2 separate regions of the Homo sapiens genome follow, and region 1 is linked to region 2. Evidence: chromatin loops called from intact Hi-C (ENCODE). Cell type or tissue: GM12878. All regions are shown on one strand. Each heading gives the region's core, and the rest is flanking DNA. Links, peaks and the distances in the headings are about the cores only. Region 1 has its middle 55 kb from the start of MIR3977. Region 2 overlaps VCAN (versican).

The links. Peaks named below come from ENCODE experiments on the same cell type or tissue, not always from the same donor. Only the 100,000 strongest peaks of a DNase experiment are listed, where the experiment ranks them.
Region 1: a loop joins it to region 2, with 2.1 times the contacts of the local background. A loop is called at or near these places in 6 of 110 quality-filtered maps.

Annotation. Positions count from the first base shown.
Region 1 is chr5:82,781,320-82,789,668 of GRCh38, reverse strand. No RefSeq gene overlaps it. Among named protein-coding and RNA genes, the nearest start is that of MIR3977, 55 kb to the left of the region's middle. In GM12878, for the core only: no CTCF peak of the experiment used is centred there; no DNase peak of the experiment used is centred there.
Region 2 is chr5:83,551,831-83,560,179 of GRCh38, reverse strand. It overlaps VCAN (versican), which reads right to left. Exons shown (of 15, transcript NM_004385.5): 11 at 6,658-6,816; 12 at 5,142-5,224. All of the region lies in intron 1 of VCAN-AS1 (VCAN antisense RNA 1), which reads left to right. Among named protein-coding and RNA genes, the nearest start is that of VCAN-AS1, 6.3 kb to the left of the region's middle. RefSeq lists an enhancer at 4,834-6,033. In GM12878, for the core only: no CTCF peak of the experiment used is centred there; a DNase peak (open chromatin) is centred at 3,801.

The sequences.
Region 1 (8,349 bases), core at 309-8,308, 770 kb after region 2:
AGATTTATCATCTTGCAGTTCTGGAGACTGAAAGTCCTAAAATAAATAAGCAGGGCTGTGTTTCTTCTGGAGAAACTAGGGGAGAATTCATTTCCTTGACTTTCCTACCATAGGCTTTCCTTGGTTTGTGGCCCCTTTTGCCATCTTCAAGGCTAGCTGTGACTAGTTAAGTCTTTCTCACGCTGCATCACTCTCAGACTCCTCTCTTATGATCAAATCTTTCCTATTTCCCTCTTATATGGACACTTCTGATTACATTGGGCCCACTCAGGAAATCCAGTTTAGTCTCCCCATCTCAAGGTCCTTAGCTAATCACATCTATAAAGTGCGCATATTCACAGGCTCTGAGGATTTGAACACTGACATCTTTATGAGTCATTATTCAGCCTACCACAACCCTCACCAGTAGAAAAGGAATAATAATACCTACCTTATGGGATTACTGTAAGGATTAAATGGCCAGTGTCACGGCTTGACACATGTAATGCATTCTGAGTAAAGTTAGTTTTCTTTCTAATTTTTAATTGTGGTAAAATATACACAAAATTTACCATCTTAACCTTTATCAACTGTACAGCTCTGTAGTGTTAAGTACATTTACATTGTTGTGCAAATCTTCTGCAGAGCTCTCTTCTTTTTGTAAAACTGAAATTCTATACCCATTCGACAGCTTCCCATTCCTTCCCCCACCAGCCCTTGGCAAGCACCATTTTACTCTATGTCTATAAATTTGACTACTCTAAGTATCTCAGGAAAGTGGAATCATATATACAGCATTTTCTTTTTGTGACTGGCTTATTTCACCTAGTGTAGTGACCCTAAGGTCCACTCATGTTGTAGCATGTGTCAGAATTTTTTTTCCTTTTTAAGGCTAAATTTATATTCTATTGTTTGTATATGCCGCATTTTGTTTATCCATTAATCTATCAGTGGACACTAACTGCTTTTACCTTTCAGCTATCATGATAGTGCTATAACGGACAGGAATATACAAACAGCTCTTTGAGCCCTGCTTTTAATTCTTTTGGGTGTATACCCATAAGTGAAATTGTTGGATCATATGGTAATTCTATTTTTAATTATTTTAGAAACTGCCATTTAATCTCCTATAGTGGCTGCACGATTTCACGTTCCTACCAACAGTGCACAAGGTTTCCAGTTTCTCCGTATTGTCACCAATACTTCTTTTCTTCTTCTTTTTTAAATAGTGGGCACCCTGATGAGTATGAGGTGATACCTCATTGTGCAGTTAGGTTTGGATATTAATAATGATAAACTCTGCCATCCTGAAGAATGGTGGTATAACCTTAGGCAAGTTACTTTGTCTTAGAACCTCGAGTTCTTACACTGAAAATGGGGATAGCAATAATTTGCGGTATCATAGTAAGGATTAGAAATAAGAAGCAATGGGCCGGGTGCGGTGGCTTACGCCTGTTATCCCAGCACTTTGGGGGGCCGAGGCGGGCGGATCACGAGGTCAGGAGATCGAGACCATCCTGGCTAACACGGTGAAACCCTGTCTCTACTAAAAATACAAAAACATTAGCCAGGTGTGGTGGCAGGTACCTGTATTCCCAGCTACTCAGGAGGCTGAGGCAGGAGAATGGTGTGAATCCGGGAGGTGGAGCTTGCAGTCAGCGGAGATAGCGCCACTCTACTCCAACCTGGGCAACAGAGCAAGACTCCATCTCAAAAAAAAGAAAAAAAAAAAGAAATAAGAAGCAATGTATGTAAAGTACCTACGCTTACTAGAAATGATAAAAATCTCTAAGAACAATGGCAAATTTATTAGGGTTCTCCAAAGAAACAAAACCAATAGGAGAGATATACATCTATTCCATATTTATCTATTCCATAAATATAAATAAATATATATGTTCCATATATATATATATATATATATATATAGAGAGAGAGAGAGAGAGAGAGAGATTGAGAGACAGATTACAAAGAATTGGCTCATGTGACCATGGAGGCTGAGAAGTCCAAAAATTTGGTATCTGCAAGCTGGAGACCTAGGAAAGCTGGTGGTGTATTTCAAAGGCCTGAGAGCCAGAAAGTTGGTAGTATAGATTCCAGTTGGAGTCTGAAGGTCCGAGAACCAGGAACGCTAAGGGCCAAAGATTCGTGTTCCAGCTCAGTCAGGCAGAGAGAGAGTAAATCAACCTTCCTCCACCTTTTTACTCTGTTTAGCTCCTCAACTGGTTGGGGAGGGCCACCTGATTTACTCAGTCCATCAGTCCAAATGCTAATCTCTTTCAGAAACACCCTCACAGACATACCCAGAAATAATGTCTAATCAGATATCAGGGCATCTCATGGCCCAGTCAATTTGACACATAAAATTAACCGTTACAACAACCATCACTGTGAAGATATTTAAAGGGAAAAGAATTAAGGAGAAACTCACCCTTGGTAGAGGGCAAAATAATTTAAGCTGACTTTATTCTGAAGGTCAGCTTGTATAAAAGAGATTCTACTAGCTTAATTTTGCTTCTTAATTATTCCTTCCTTAAAATTTTATAAAGAGGTTCAGGATTTGCTTTCTTTCTCCTCATTCCTTTGAATCATGATACAAATTTAAATCTACTTACTTTGTGCCAAATAGCATATTTCTTATGTTAAATTCATTCACTGAATCCTAGAGCAGACTAAACCTATATAATTAGTCTTACTAAAAGCCAGAAAGTTAGCTGTCAATGCTTCTATTTGACATGACGTGTGATGAGCATGTTGTAAATCCAAACTGAGTTCCCAGTGTGCCATGCTGGTAATAAGTTCAGACCCACCGTAATTCTCCAGCATAATGTTCATGATTCAACAAAAGAAAACTCACCCATGAAAGCAGATTGTTATTTTTGGTGTAGAAGTGCAAATGAGTGAAATGCGAATATTTGTGTGTTTAAATTCTAGTAAAAAGCCTTTTATTTACTGGGAGTCTATTTCTCTTCTAATACATACATATATGTTTATATGTGGAGACAAACTGTTTGGGTTCAAATACTGGCCCTTTCACATACTAGCTGTGTGTTCTTAACCAGGTTACTTAGCACCTCTTTCTTCAGTTTCCACATATGTAAAACAGGATATAAATAGCACGCCCCTCAGGATTGTTAACTATCAGGTTGAAGAACGGACTAAGTAAATTAGTACATGTACAACCCTTAAAACAGTGCTTGGCACATATAAGGGCTGTATTAATACTTGTTACTATTTCTGTAGGCTTTTAAAAAATGACATTATAACTTGTCACTTCATCTAAAAGGTTGCCCAGGTGTTAAATGATGGATTTAGACAAGCTGGACACCAAGTTTGTGTTCTATCATTCTACAGCTGATTTAGGGTTGGAGACAAACTGCTGTATTATCAGGATACAAGAGTTATGAGTTCTCTGATGGCATACTCAGTCTAGTCCCAGAGAGAAACCAAAAGAATGAACCATTTTACTAAATAAATAGTAGATAAACTTCTGTATGTTTTACTGATATCATGGGCAAAGGACAGTTGAACAGTAGCCACTGAACAAAGTCTGCAGCACTATAGGGTGCACATGGCAGGATTCTAGTTAAAAGACTAACAATTCTTGTTGCAAAGCAATACAAAACTCATGAATTTTATGACCTAATCATACAGGCAGTGCACTGTGCTGTATAATCTATTTCTCTCAGCATAATGCAGTAACCTTGTACTTGCAGGATTATCTGTGGCCCTGTGTAAACTAAATGGCCTGCATTTAGTTTACAATGGATTAGTACCACATCTAATATTTTATGGATAAAAGAGTATCTTTCTTAAGTGGTTAAAATAGTCTACATGGCATAAAACAATGCCAGATAATAACAGAAATTGATTTTGTAAATATTATTTCTTTAGTTTCTGCATGAATAGAGCTTTTAAAATGTAAAATGTGTGTAGTGGTTTCAAAATGCTATCTGTGGAAAATGTACTTACTGAGTAGGTGATGGATTTGGGGGAGTTTAGCAGACTGTTTGCCCAAGTACTTTGAATCCAGAATTCTAAGTGGTCATGACTGGCAAGCCTTAGAGGCTCTCTCTTCCAGCCCTATTGTTTTAAAGATGTGTGAATGGGGTCCTGGAGAGGTTAAATTATTTAGCCAGTGTTGCATAATTTCTTAGAGACAGAGCTAAGTGAGAATACTGGTATACAGTTCTTTCCACAACATTAAATTTTATTTTATTCCTTTCTAATTTTTATGGACTTGTGGAAGTCAAAGGAATTACTATATCCACATCACTTTTTAATCCCACATTTAGACAGTAATCTATAAACATGTTTACTTAGATACAATTGCAGTTTTCTACTAAACTCCAAACCTCTCTTCTGGGCTGTTTTCCTTGCCAGCAACTCTGTCATAAGATATGACTTTTCTTAAGGGTTTCTGAAACAGGTAACATTGAGAGTCAATTGACAGAGGGCCAAAGCCCTGAAGTCATCAGTTAATATCCACATATATTTACATACATATTTATTTTAAAATGAACATTTCAGGAGCAGCCCAAGTATGAACTTTTCCCACTGACCTCATTTAGATGGAAAAGAAAATGAATTGTTGCAAAAATTCAGCACAATGGAAAAGGGCTCATGACTAGCTTAAACGGCATTGGCCAGTTCATACTACACCAGTCTATACCCACAGACCCTGTGGCATGGGAAAAGGTCACCACAGGACATTTGTTCTGCAAAAGTTGTTATGTGTCATGTCCTGTAGTCCTGTTATGGTGGCCACAGTTGATTGGTGCATGGATCTATACCTTAGGAAACACCATTTAAGCACACACATAGGAAACCGTTGGTTTGTCTTGAGAAGCATATCCCCTAGAGATGTTTCAAATCAATGATAACTGATCACACCTATTCAGCCATGAGCTGTGGCTAAATTATGAGAATGGTTGAATCACCAACACTGGGAACAAAGGGCTCATGCTTCTTAGAGAACAACAGGTTATCTGAGTCACTTAAACTGTAGGATTACTAAAGTAGTAAATATTTTTTGAGCACTGACTGTGCCCTGGACACTGTTCCAGATGCTTGAAATACATAATAAATGAAGCCCTAACTTCATGTAGTTTCTTTTTAATGGGGACAGGAACAGACAATAAGATATTGATATAATAGATTAATAGCACTATCACTTAGAAGGTGGTAAGTATTCTATGGATAAGAAAGGTAGAGTTTGGTAAGGGGGGATCAAGAGAATTCATAATGCTGATAGGTGGGGGCTTGCAATTTTAAACAGAGTATTCAGAGCAGGTCATACTAAGAAGATGTTTGAGCAAACACTTGAAGGAGGTGATGAAGTTAGGTATATGGACAGCCAATAGATGATGTCCCACTGTTCTAATCCACTTTTAGGTTTGCTATATTGAGTTGTATGAAAGGGGGCCCACTGGGTAGTTGCCTGTGGCACCAATCTATAAGGGATGCTAAAACAGCCCTAAAACTGTAACAAGATGTACTCGCTAGAACTTCTCTCAGAAAGAGTATTATATTTGGTTGAAAGGAATTCTTGAAAAAGGTTTTTAAGGTACGGGGAGATCCATCTCAAGGGATATCAATGTCTCTTAGACATTGTATTCACATAATTCCTAAACTCACGTTGAAGAAGGAAAAATCTCTTATCTATAGGCTTTTATTTGGGGGATGTTTCTCTTTCCTGGATGAATTTTGCATTTTGGAGTCAAACTTGAATTTCTTTGGAAAATTGGTTTTCTTTGGAAAATTGATTAAGCCCTGCCACTCAAGTCTGTCCTTTCTATCTTTTTTTCCAAGTAATTCTTAGCATGTCTCCTGGTATTGGAGAATATTGGGTTGAAGGGGTGACATTATTAGACCGCACGAGTGCAGTGGGCAGTGTTGCCATCCCACCCGGATCACTAGCTCTGTGAGTGCATCCCTCAAACTGCTGGGCTTTGTCCCTAACAACTGTCACTTACAACTGCCCTTGGCCACTGGAGCCACTGGAGCTGCCATTCTTCTGAAATTTCCCATTCTTTTCTTCTCAAGCCTCCCTCGACCTTTGTCCTTCCAGGGTGGCTTGTAGCCTACATGTACCGGGGTGGGATATAAGTCCAGTTCCTTCATCTCAAGCTTGTGATGCCCTTGAGATTAGGCTAAAATCACTTACTTAGCTTCTTCCCCTTTCCTATCCTGCTTCCCCACTCCCTTATTGGTCTTTTGTAAATCATTGCACCTGAATTTCTGCTCAGGCTTTGTGTTTGGGGTAAACCCAAACTATGACAACAGGGTGCCCACAATTCTTGGTCAAGTCATGGCTATATATTTCAGCCTCAGAAGTGCTTAAAAGCATGTGGCTGCTGAGACGCTGCCCATAATTTATTTCTTTATTTGCCTAAACCTTTTCTGTTCCTTGAAATTGAGATGAGCCTAACTATGCAAATGACAAGTCCTTTCCTAGGAAAATGCTGGATCCCAGATTCTTTGATGCTTCATGGGGAGCCGCGTATAGTACAGTTGACCCTTGACAATGCAGAGGTTAGAGGTACTGCCTCCCACTATGCAGCCAAAAATTCACATATAACTTTCGACTTCCCCAAAACTTAACTATGAATATCCTACTGTTGACTGGAAGCCTTACTGATAACATAAACAGTTAGTGAACATATATTTTGTGTGTTATGTGTATTATATACTGTATTCTTACAATAAGGTAAGCTAGAGGAAAGAGAATGTTATTAAGAAAACAATAAGGAAGAGAAAATATATTTACTACTCATTAAATGGAAATGGACCATTATAAAGGTCTTCATTCTTGTAGTCTTCATGTTGAGCAGGCTGAGGAGGAAGAGGAAGAGGAGTGGTGGCAGAGCCGAAAGAAAAGTGTTGTATAAGTATACCTGCATACTTCAAGACTATTCAAGAGTCAACCGTAGTTCTTTAATTACGGCAAGATGGTTTTGTGTACCTTGTATAAAGATGTAAAGACATTTAACCACATAACACTTTGAGTGGAAGAATTATTAAATTCTTACATCAGATAAAAACTTTAGAAACTTTTCCTGAAGCATCTGGTCATTAATGACAAATTTAATCAATTAAATTTCCTGAAACAGTTTAAACAACTAAAATACTGGTATTGCTGAATAGTTTGCATAAATTAAATATTTTAAAAATCAGACAAATATGCACAAATGAATACAGTTATATATAAATTTATTCTAAAACACCAACACTATGGGTTTAAAGTCGCTTCTTTTTTATATGTTAGTTTCTATATGAGACTGGCATTTTAGTTATGTTAATTTTGATATTTTCCAAAGGTTTTAAGAATATAATGTTAACATATTCCTAGGGTTAGAGACACATTACCAGGCCAAAAAGAAAAAGAACACCTCCTTAGCCAAAATAAGCCACAAGATCTGGATAATCAGTGGATCAGTTTCTTGTTGAGACAGTGGAACTTGGATGCTCCTTCCAAGTAGACGCACACACAGGTCATTTAGCTGAACTTTCTCTGTATAGTTAAATTTTGCTAGTTTGGTCAAAAGATTTTCAGTCATAACTCTAAGATGGGTTTTCCTTCTTCACATATTCAATGCATAGATCTATAGGACCACCATAACCAGCAAAATATAGAATGTTCTTATTAATCCCCAAATTCTCTGTGTACCTTGCCAGTCAACCACACTCCCTACACACACACACACCGACACACACACACACACACACACGACCACAGAACCCCAGGTAACCACTGATTTGCTTTTACTCACTATAGATTAGTTTTGTTCTTTCTATAATCTCATATAAATGGAATATTATATTTCTGGCTTCTTTCAACTGTATAAGGTTTTTGAGCTTCCTCCATGTTGTTGCCCTTTAGATGGCTGTACAATATTTCAGTGTATAGACATACTGCAGGTTGTCTATTCATATGATGTATATATGGGTTATTTCTAATTATTGGCTTTTTTGAATGAAGTTTCTAGAAACATTTACAGACAAGTTTTTATGAGAACATGTTTTTATTTCTTTTGAGTAACTATCTCTGAGTGGAATTGCTGGGTCGTGTGGTAAGCGTACATTTCATTTTGTAGGAAACTGCTGGTTTTGCTACACCACTTTTACTTTCCCACCAGCAATTTATGAGAGTTCTAGTTCTTCCACATCATTTCCAAGATTTTCAGTCTTTTTAATATTAGCCATTTTAGTGGGTATGAAGTGGTATCTCATGGTTTTAACTTATATTTCACTGATGACTAATGATTTTAAACATATTTTTATGTGTTTATTGGCCATTCATATTTTTGTGTGTGAAATGTCAGTTTAAATCTTCTCCCTGTTTATTTTAATTGAACTGTTTGTCTTTTT
Region 2 (8,349 bases), core at 312-8,311:
ACTTTCCATTTTTAATTCCCAAAGTTTATTGCAAAGGTGTTTCTAGGACAACCATGGACAAAATTGTCATCATTTCTAGTAAAAACACTTGTTTTCCTTTGGGTTGATACATTTATAAGATGCAGTATGTTCAACTATATACTTCTATTTTTAAGGAATATCTTTTTTTTTTTTTGGTCTTTTCACCGTAAAACCCATCTATTATGTTTTGATGTTTTTCATACTGGTACAACTTTAAATAAAATCTTTAATTTAGGCAAAAAATGTCACAAAGAGATTCAGCTGAAAGACATAATGTGTTCATTTCAGGATTCAAAAGATAGAGTTGGCTGAGCAATGTGTGTATACTGATGATCATTTGTTCATTCAAATATTTATTAAATACCTGTTCTATGTCAACTACTCTGCTAGTTGCTGAAAAAACAGAGACGAAAGTTAATTCCTATCTCAGAAGACTCAGTGTCAGGAAGTTGATTTCACAGGAGCCTGAGTTAGGATGGGTGGAGGACAAAAAAGATGTGGGAGCACAGAAGAGGAGCTCTTAGTCATTCCCAGCAAGGAAGGCTTCCTGGAAGGAGACCCTTGGCTATGCAGGGTATTTGACTGTTTGTGAGATGAAATGAGGATAAGACGTGAGAATATGCTAAACACTAGGGCCAGTACAGGCAAAGCCGCCCAGGAGTGAGAACCCATGGCTTATTCCAGGAGCTGAGAGTATTTTGAGATGCTATAGCTCAGGAAGTGGCAGACGGAGTGGATTGGTTTTGTCTGCCATACTAATAATTAACATTTTATACTGAAGGCAATGAGCAGACACTGAAGAATTTTAAGGGAGCGACAAGAGTTCATAGCCAGGGAAGGGAAAGGTCATTAGCACTGGAAAACAGATCTGAAAGAAAACACTCTGACTAGTCATTCATTTAACAGTTGGTTTAAGAAAGAACTTTAAAGTCAGCTAACAGTATATAAGCTAGATAAGAAAAGTTTGTTTAAGTTTGCCAGCTTTAATGTATATTTAACTTGGATGGTTTAACTGAGTGTCTTTGAAGATATTACTTGGGTGACAAGCAAAGCAATTCATTAGTGAAGTTATTTGTTAGGGTTTCCAATAAAGCAGTAGGCACATTTTGCTATAGAGAACAATCGTCAAGTTAACAATAGTCAAGTTAAAGAATAACTAGGTTAGGAGAAAGCCAAGTGACAAAGTAAAAACTGAAATGTATTAAAAGAAATAATCTTAATATAAATCACAAGGGTAAGGCTAGGCACAATTTTATTCATGAATTCACTTTTGTGAAATTTATTGGGCAAACACCCCAAATAAAAAAAGTAATAGATTTTAAAAATATAACAGAAATGAGAATTTGGCATTTCATCAATGATAACAACATCCTATTATAGAGGCCAGTAATGTGGAATGAATCCATCAGAATCTCAAGAATAAGGGCAATTTAGATAACTTAGCCAAATAACATCATTAATTTAGTATACTAGTTGAATTAGTCTAGCTGTATAGCATAACATTAAATATGATACATTTATACTGTAAGTTTATTGAAAGCAAAGTTTAATTATTTGAGTAAAATGGATCATTGAAATTGAGACCTAATATAAACTTGTTTCTTCTTACTGGATTGTAAGGCTAAATATCAAAAGACACTTTAAGGTAAATATGAAAGGTTCTTTTTGTTTTAATACTGTTCTACCACCCAAGACGGAGAAGCTCTAATAAATCTTTCAAAGAAAAAAATGGAGATAGAGAGGGTGTGGAAGAGGAGAGAAATCACTCCAAAACATAAACAAAGTCCTTAAAACTGCACACAGTCAAGTTAACACCATTCCAAGTATAAGCAGATACTGATCCCCCTGACCAAGACTTTACTGTTAGGGATATTTTCAAAAGCAAAAACCTTGGAGTAAACAGCGAAACAAAGCAGAAGGATTTTATTCAAAGGCCTGCACACATATGGAACCCGTTAAGGGGATGGTGACTGTAGAAAAAACTACAAACGAGTTTAAGGGACACCTAGGCTGTTTCAGAGAGGAAAAGGATAGAGGAAAGGGTGGTTACAAAAGCAAGAAAGTGGGCAGGAGATCAGTTGAATGCGAGGGAGACCGGCTCTAAGACAGATGGTCTGTTCTGTTCCAGTATTTTCAAAGTTAAGGGACATTCCTTAGCACACTTTTATTTTACACAGAGAGTGAATTAAGAAGAAACCGAGGGTCTGTCAGAGTTTTTTCTGGATTTACTTGTGTCATTTCTTTGATAAACTTTGCTTGTTAATACATTTCATCATGTGTCTTCTTCAAACTGAGGCCCTCAGTGCATTCTCCATAATCCTTACGTTTCAAGTGAAAGTGCCAACTAATTAAGAGTAGGGTTCTTGTTTATGTTGTACAGTTATCTATGTTAGCTTATGTTATCTTCCTCTGGAAGTTTCAGAGCAAAATTTCAGAGGGAAATCAATATTTCTTTTTTGACAAGGTGCGATGCTCACTAATTTACCACGTTTAGGACCTTTCTAGACTATGGAAATAGTCACTGTTATGTTTTTCAGAGTATTTGTGTACCTACATTAAAAATTAATGGACACAGACAAAAACTAGTTGAGTTGCCTTGCTTTGGCATAGGGGAATAATGACATATGATGAATCAAGCTCACCTGTATGGCACTTGGCAGGGAAGATAATTTTCCTAAGATACTCTACAGAATCCACATAGCTGCCAGATATAGGCCAATATGAAGTCTCTTTAACCAAGCACACAGGAATAAAGGATAACACTTTATTTCAGACACCACGAGAAATAAAAAGCAGGGGAAAGAATTACTTCTTTGAAGAGGTGAACTGCTAAGGGAGAGACCAGAATAAACATCTAGTAACACACATACATGCTAAGAATAAAAACACACACATCAAATCTATGTAACCAATGACAGATTAGAAATAGATGGGACTTGGTTCAGTCAGGTAAGTGTGTAGGAAAAAAAGATTTTTCGTACACTCCACCTGGCCAAATGCAGCTATTCTAGGCTCAGGGCTGGAATCTACAGGAACCCAGACAACAGGTACACTTTGGGATAAGTCATGGGCTGCATCTGCCAGGCACAAATAAGCAGTAACTAGATAGAAATGGCCAGCTGAGTCCTGGGCATGCCAGCTTCTGTATACATGATGGGGGCTCACAAAACCCTGCACTTTTCACTGGGCTATAAATAAGGGAAATTCGTGGGAGGTAGACTTAATAGTGGGCACCCTAAAACCCAATGTATTCCATGAGAATGAAGTACACATTTAACAAGGAAAACTCATTAAATGCATTCACTGTATGATATACATTAATAAAATTATAAAAACAGCTTATAATATATAGAAACAATCTCTGAATCATATGTTCACTTAGAAATTAAATTAATAGGATCAAAATTATCTTCAATTAAAATTAATGTAATATAAAGATTCATGCTATACCAATCGCTATTAATCTAATAGGCCAGTATTATCCCCCTAAGTACAGCAAAATGAAAACATAAAGAGGCAACAATTGCAGATACAGATCCAATACATCCAGCCAGGACAATTATTAATAGAAGAAGATGAGCCTATTGATTCTAAGGTTGTGTTTCCTATTGCTTACTGGGAACATATTTTAAGAACAACCTATTTTTCCCTATTTTTCTCACATCTTGCCAAATAACCTACTTAAGAACTTGAATGACAAACAGTGAAACAGTGCTGATTAAACATAAACAGTGGTGACAGAGAGAGAAACTCAGGTCTTATTTTGGGTTGCTCAAAGCGAAAATGTAACAAGGGATACACTCTTTTTAAAGCCGAGGAGGTACCGGTCAGAAGAAACTGTGGCTTTGGAGACAAGCCTAAGTTCAAATTCTGGCTTCATCAGTTAACAGCTTTGTGATTCCAGGCAAATAGCTCAACCTAACTGACCTTCCCTTTCTTTACCTGTAAAACAGGTGAAGGAAAACCCATTGCCTCTCTTAAAAGTTATTGTGGGGAATAAACATAAGCAAGTGCTTAATACAGTGGCTGGCACATAGATAAAGTGAGTAGTGTGTCCATGATGGAGCAGCTTCTCTTAAGACAGAGCAGAACTTCCAAAAGCAGAGATTACTTTGACATCTGTTTTTGAATGAATTTTATATTTTGCCAAACTCATTGAATCCAAACAAGTGGCAGATAATGAATGAAACTGAATACCTAAGTAATAAAAACACAAAAAGGCCTTTAAAATTATCTTCAATATTTTACACTTTGTTTCTAATTTAGAATTTAATTTACACTTACTATCTAGCCCAGTGGATCCCAACTTTGCGTTTAAGAATTACCTGTGGAACACTGAGAAAATACAGCGGCTAGAGGTTTTGCTGTAATGGACCTGGGATAAGGCCTAAGCACCAGTTTTTAATTACATATTCCAGGTGATTCTAATGAACAGCCAGCACTGAGTACCACTAGTATAGACAATCATATTTGAACTCTTTATAAAAATTAGATTTATTTGAGTTTAGTAAGAGTGACTCAAAACAGCTTCACCTGTTCTAAGAACCTATTACAGTCTACTCAAAGTTGTGGCCAGCATTTCCAAGTCACTTCTTTCTTCAAAAAATAGAAAACAAGTTGAAATATGTAATTAGTTGGCAGAAATTCACAAGATCATATCAACAGTCTTCTTTAAGATAAAAATAAATGGATATTTTTGCTTGGAAATGAGTCATGCCTTATAGCGGATTTCCAGTGAATTATTTAAGACGGAAAGGTATTTTTTTAAAATGACTTTTTCTGCTACATTTTATTCTTCTCTTTTTGCTCTGAAGCTAGAAAAAGCAAAGATAACCATCTGAAAGACAGACCCAAGGCAATTCTACTAATTGTCTGGTTTTCTGGTTTGATAGAAATCTGGTACACTCCTCTTTTGAAGAGAACCACAACTATTGAAGAGAGGACTGGATGTTGGATCAGGTAGCTTGGAACTCTTCTAACCCTTCTCTGTTTCACTGAGTGACCTTGAGCAAGTCATTTAACTTGCCTCCAGTCTAATGCACCCTCTGTAATGCACAATCAGTGCACAGTACCAAATTTCCAGAAGGTAGAACTTGACATCATTTTCAAGGGCATCTTACCAGTGTGCTGCCATCAGTCCAACGGAAGTCATGCTCAAACATCTTGTCATTGAGGCCTATCCACTGATAATCATGGCCCACACCTAAGGGATAGGAAACCACACAGATATTTGTACTACTTTTCCATATATGGATGAAAATATATCAAAGAAAATTATTTTCAGCATGAATCATGCATCCTCTTTACTGGCTGGATTTTTATTTAGTTGCTCATAAAAATCTCTCCTAGTCTACCTTTTGTTCTTCTGCCCAATGTGCTTTAAATGAAAAGGTTAATGTGCAAACCCTGTGAAGCATTAAAATATCAAGACATAGACAATAATTCCCCTAGCAATTTACTATAATTAAATTTTTTCCCACCCTCACTCATGATAGAAATTTTCTTTTTTTTATGATAGAAATTTTCTATTTTTTTGTTGTTGTTGTTTTTAAGCGATGCCATTGGCAAAAATTCAGTGACCCAATAAAATGTGCCAGATCTTATCCACGCTACCCTCATTTTGGAAGCCACTTGTTCCTTTTTTTCAAAACATTTTAATTAGTGAACACCTAGATTAGACAGTTCTACAGATTTATCCTCAAAAATATTTACTTTTACCATGAGGTGAGTCACTGGCAAGGATATCACGCAGTAAAGTTAAATGAACCTCTATCCAGATTACAAATTAACAAACTTCTAAACGATAGTAGGCATCACGAGAAAATATTTAATAGAACATCAAACAACGCTTCATGAGGCTGGGAATGGTGGCTCACGCCTATGATCCCAGCACTTTGGGAAGCAGAGGTGGGAGGATTACTTGAGGCCAGTAGTTCAAGTCAAGCCTGGACAGCATGGCAAGACACTACCTCTTAAGAAAATGCTTTATGAGCAACAAATTTCTACATATTGCTACATGAAAACTAGTTGCCCTCCTTTTTGCTGCAGTTGAAGGAGTTATTAAACAGCTCTGATATTAAGTTTCATTAGCTTTCAATCTCCACCTATTCAAGTTCTTAGGATGTAGCTCACTTTCCACAATTTAAAATATTTAGAAACTTGAATGAGAATCAATATGCCCAAAAGGTAAGATTAGGGTGCTATTATTAACAATTCAATTTTAATTAGCAGGACAAAAATAACTGAAAACAACTGTAATTTTAGACAGGCATATAAATATTCAAAATAGAGACTATGAAAGTATAACCATAGTAAGAATTCTATTGAGCCATAAGAAATAGCTGTTTTTGTATATTTAAAAATGATCAAATAGCAACTGCTTATGATTCAACCTACAGCAAGTGTTTCAACTATTACTGCTGGCAGACAAACCAATGCCTACCTATATTATAGTTGAATGTTTCCCCAAATGGGGGACTTAACATAGGTGAGATGATTTTAAGTAATTCACAGATGAGGGATTTGATAAGTTGTATTATGATTGAAAAAGCTACTTCTTTTCACTTGCACACAGACAAAACTAAGAGAGTGATGAGAAGTGAAGTTCCTGGAAACTCGTATCTATTTGGTACATACGATTAACAAACATTTGTTCTTCGTGAGACAGGATGCTTGTGAGATGGGCACCCTGCAGACGGCATTCCCGTTCAGCTGCATCCCATGTGCGTCGATGGGCAAAGTATTTGTAGCACTGCCCTTGGAATTTGTGCCAGCCATAGTCACATGTCTCGGTATCTGAGAAGAAACAGGCAGGAGCTTATTAAACGCACATACGTCATTCAAACTTGGCACCCCCAACCAAGTGTTAGTAGGATACCCAAGCCAGTATCTGTGCAATGTCCCTGAAGTAACTGATTCATAAAATTTGGTCACGATGACAAAGAAATTATTATGAAGTGAGCCCAACTGATTCGTGCCAAGTGGATGGCTATATATCTTTGGATTGCAAAGGCAGCATCTAACAGCAACTTCCTTGATTAAAGCCAGAGAAAACTGGAAGAGGGGCCAGCCAAAATCTCTTGGGCTGCTATAGCACTGGCTGACTTACTTGTGAAGCAACTGGGGCTAATTCCTTACCAACACAACTTTTCTAAGAGACTCATTCAAGTGATAGATAAGAGTTCCGGCTAATAGAATTATGAATGCCCTATTTGCATAACAACTTCAAAGGTTCTGGAAGTAGTCCTCTCCCATTTCCCAAAGAGATATCTGAGAAGTCACAGGCTCTTGTCATGTAAAACTGACAAAGAGAAAAAAATCCTTTATGAATAGGTACGTTTTGGGATACAGCTAGAACTGTATGCCTTCTTCCTAAAAAGAAGGGTAAGATAGGTAATGCCCAATGAAAATGCATCAAGATTTTAAGTTTATTAAAAATGAAATAAATTAAATTATTTAACTCACCCCCCCATTCCACCAGGTCATATACATATGTGTGTGTGTGTGTCTGTGTGTGTGTTTCACAATAAGCACACTATAACTGATATTCCAGTGGGACAATAATATTTTTCAAATATATCTAAATTTTACACTGGCAGTATCAGCTACACTTTCTAGGTTGCCAATTTTTACATAATTCCACAAGAAAGTGGCATTGTTCATAGCACTGTATTCTTCATTGGCAATCTTCCCACAGAATTGCTCATCCACAGGTGGGGTTGACTTTCACAAAATACACCCCACAATTATATTGAAGTAGTTACATGTAAAAACTAACAAAACTGCAGTTTATAGAATTTCAGGCACCAACAAAACCTTCCAGATGACCTAGTAAGTATCTCCCCCCACCCAAATTTGCTGATTAATAGAAGAAAACACAACCCTACTAAATTAAATAAATGTTTGCTTTATACGTTAGTTTTGGTGGCCAAATTGAAACTCAGATTGTCTCTTGACTCTTATTCCTGTTACTCCTCTTTCTATAACTGTGGGAAAGTATGAATTCTGAAAGATTTCATTTCTTTCCTGGCTTCAGTGATTAAAACCATACTCACACAACAGATGCAGCTTATCTGAGAGCAGTATTTATTTCAGTTTAGTCTATCAGGCCTGTTGTTTAGTTGCAGCCAGCTGACTAATTCTTTTGAGTAATGTGCACTGGAAGCTTTGCGTTTATTAAAGTGTTGTTTGGAGATCACCAAGTCTCATAGGAAAGGACTCAAGACACAGCTAGATGGTTTGGTATAAAAGTAGCACTCAGTGCCTCAAAATGAAGCAAATTTTGGCTACTTGGATGTAGTATTTCTGCTTTGGGGAAGTTCATTTGTA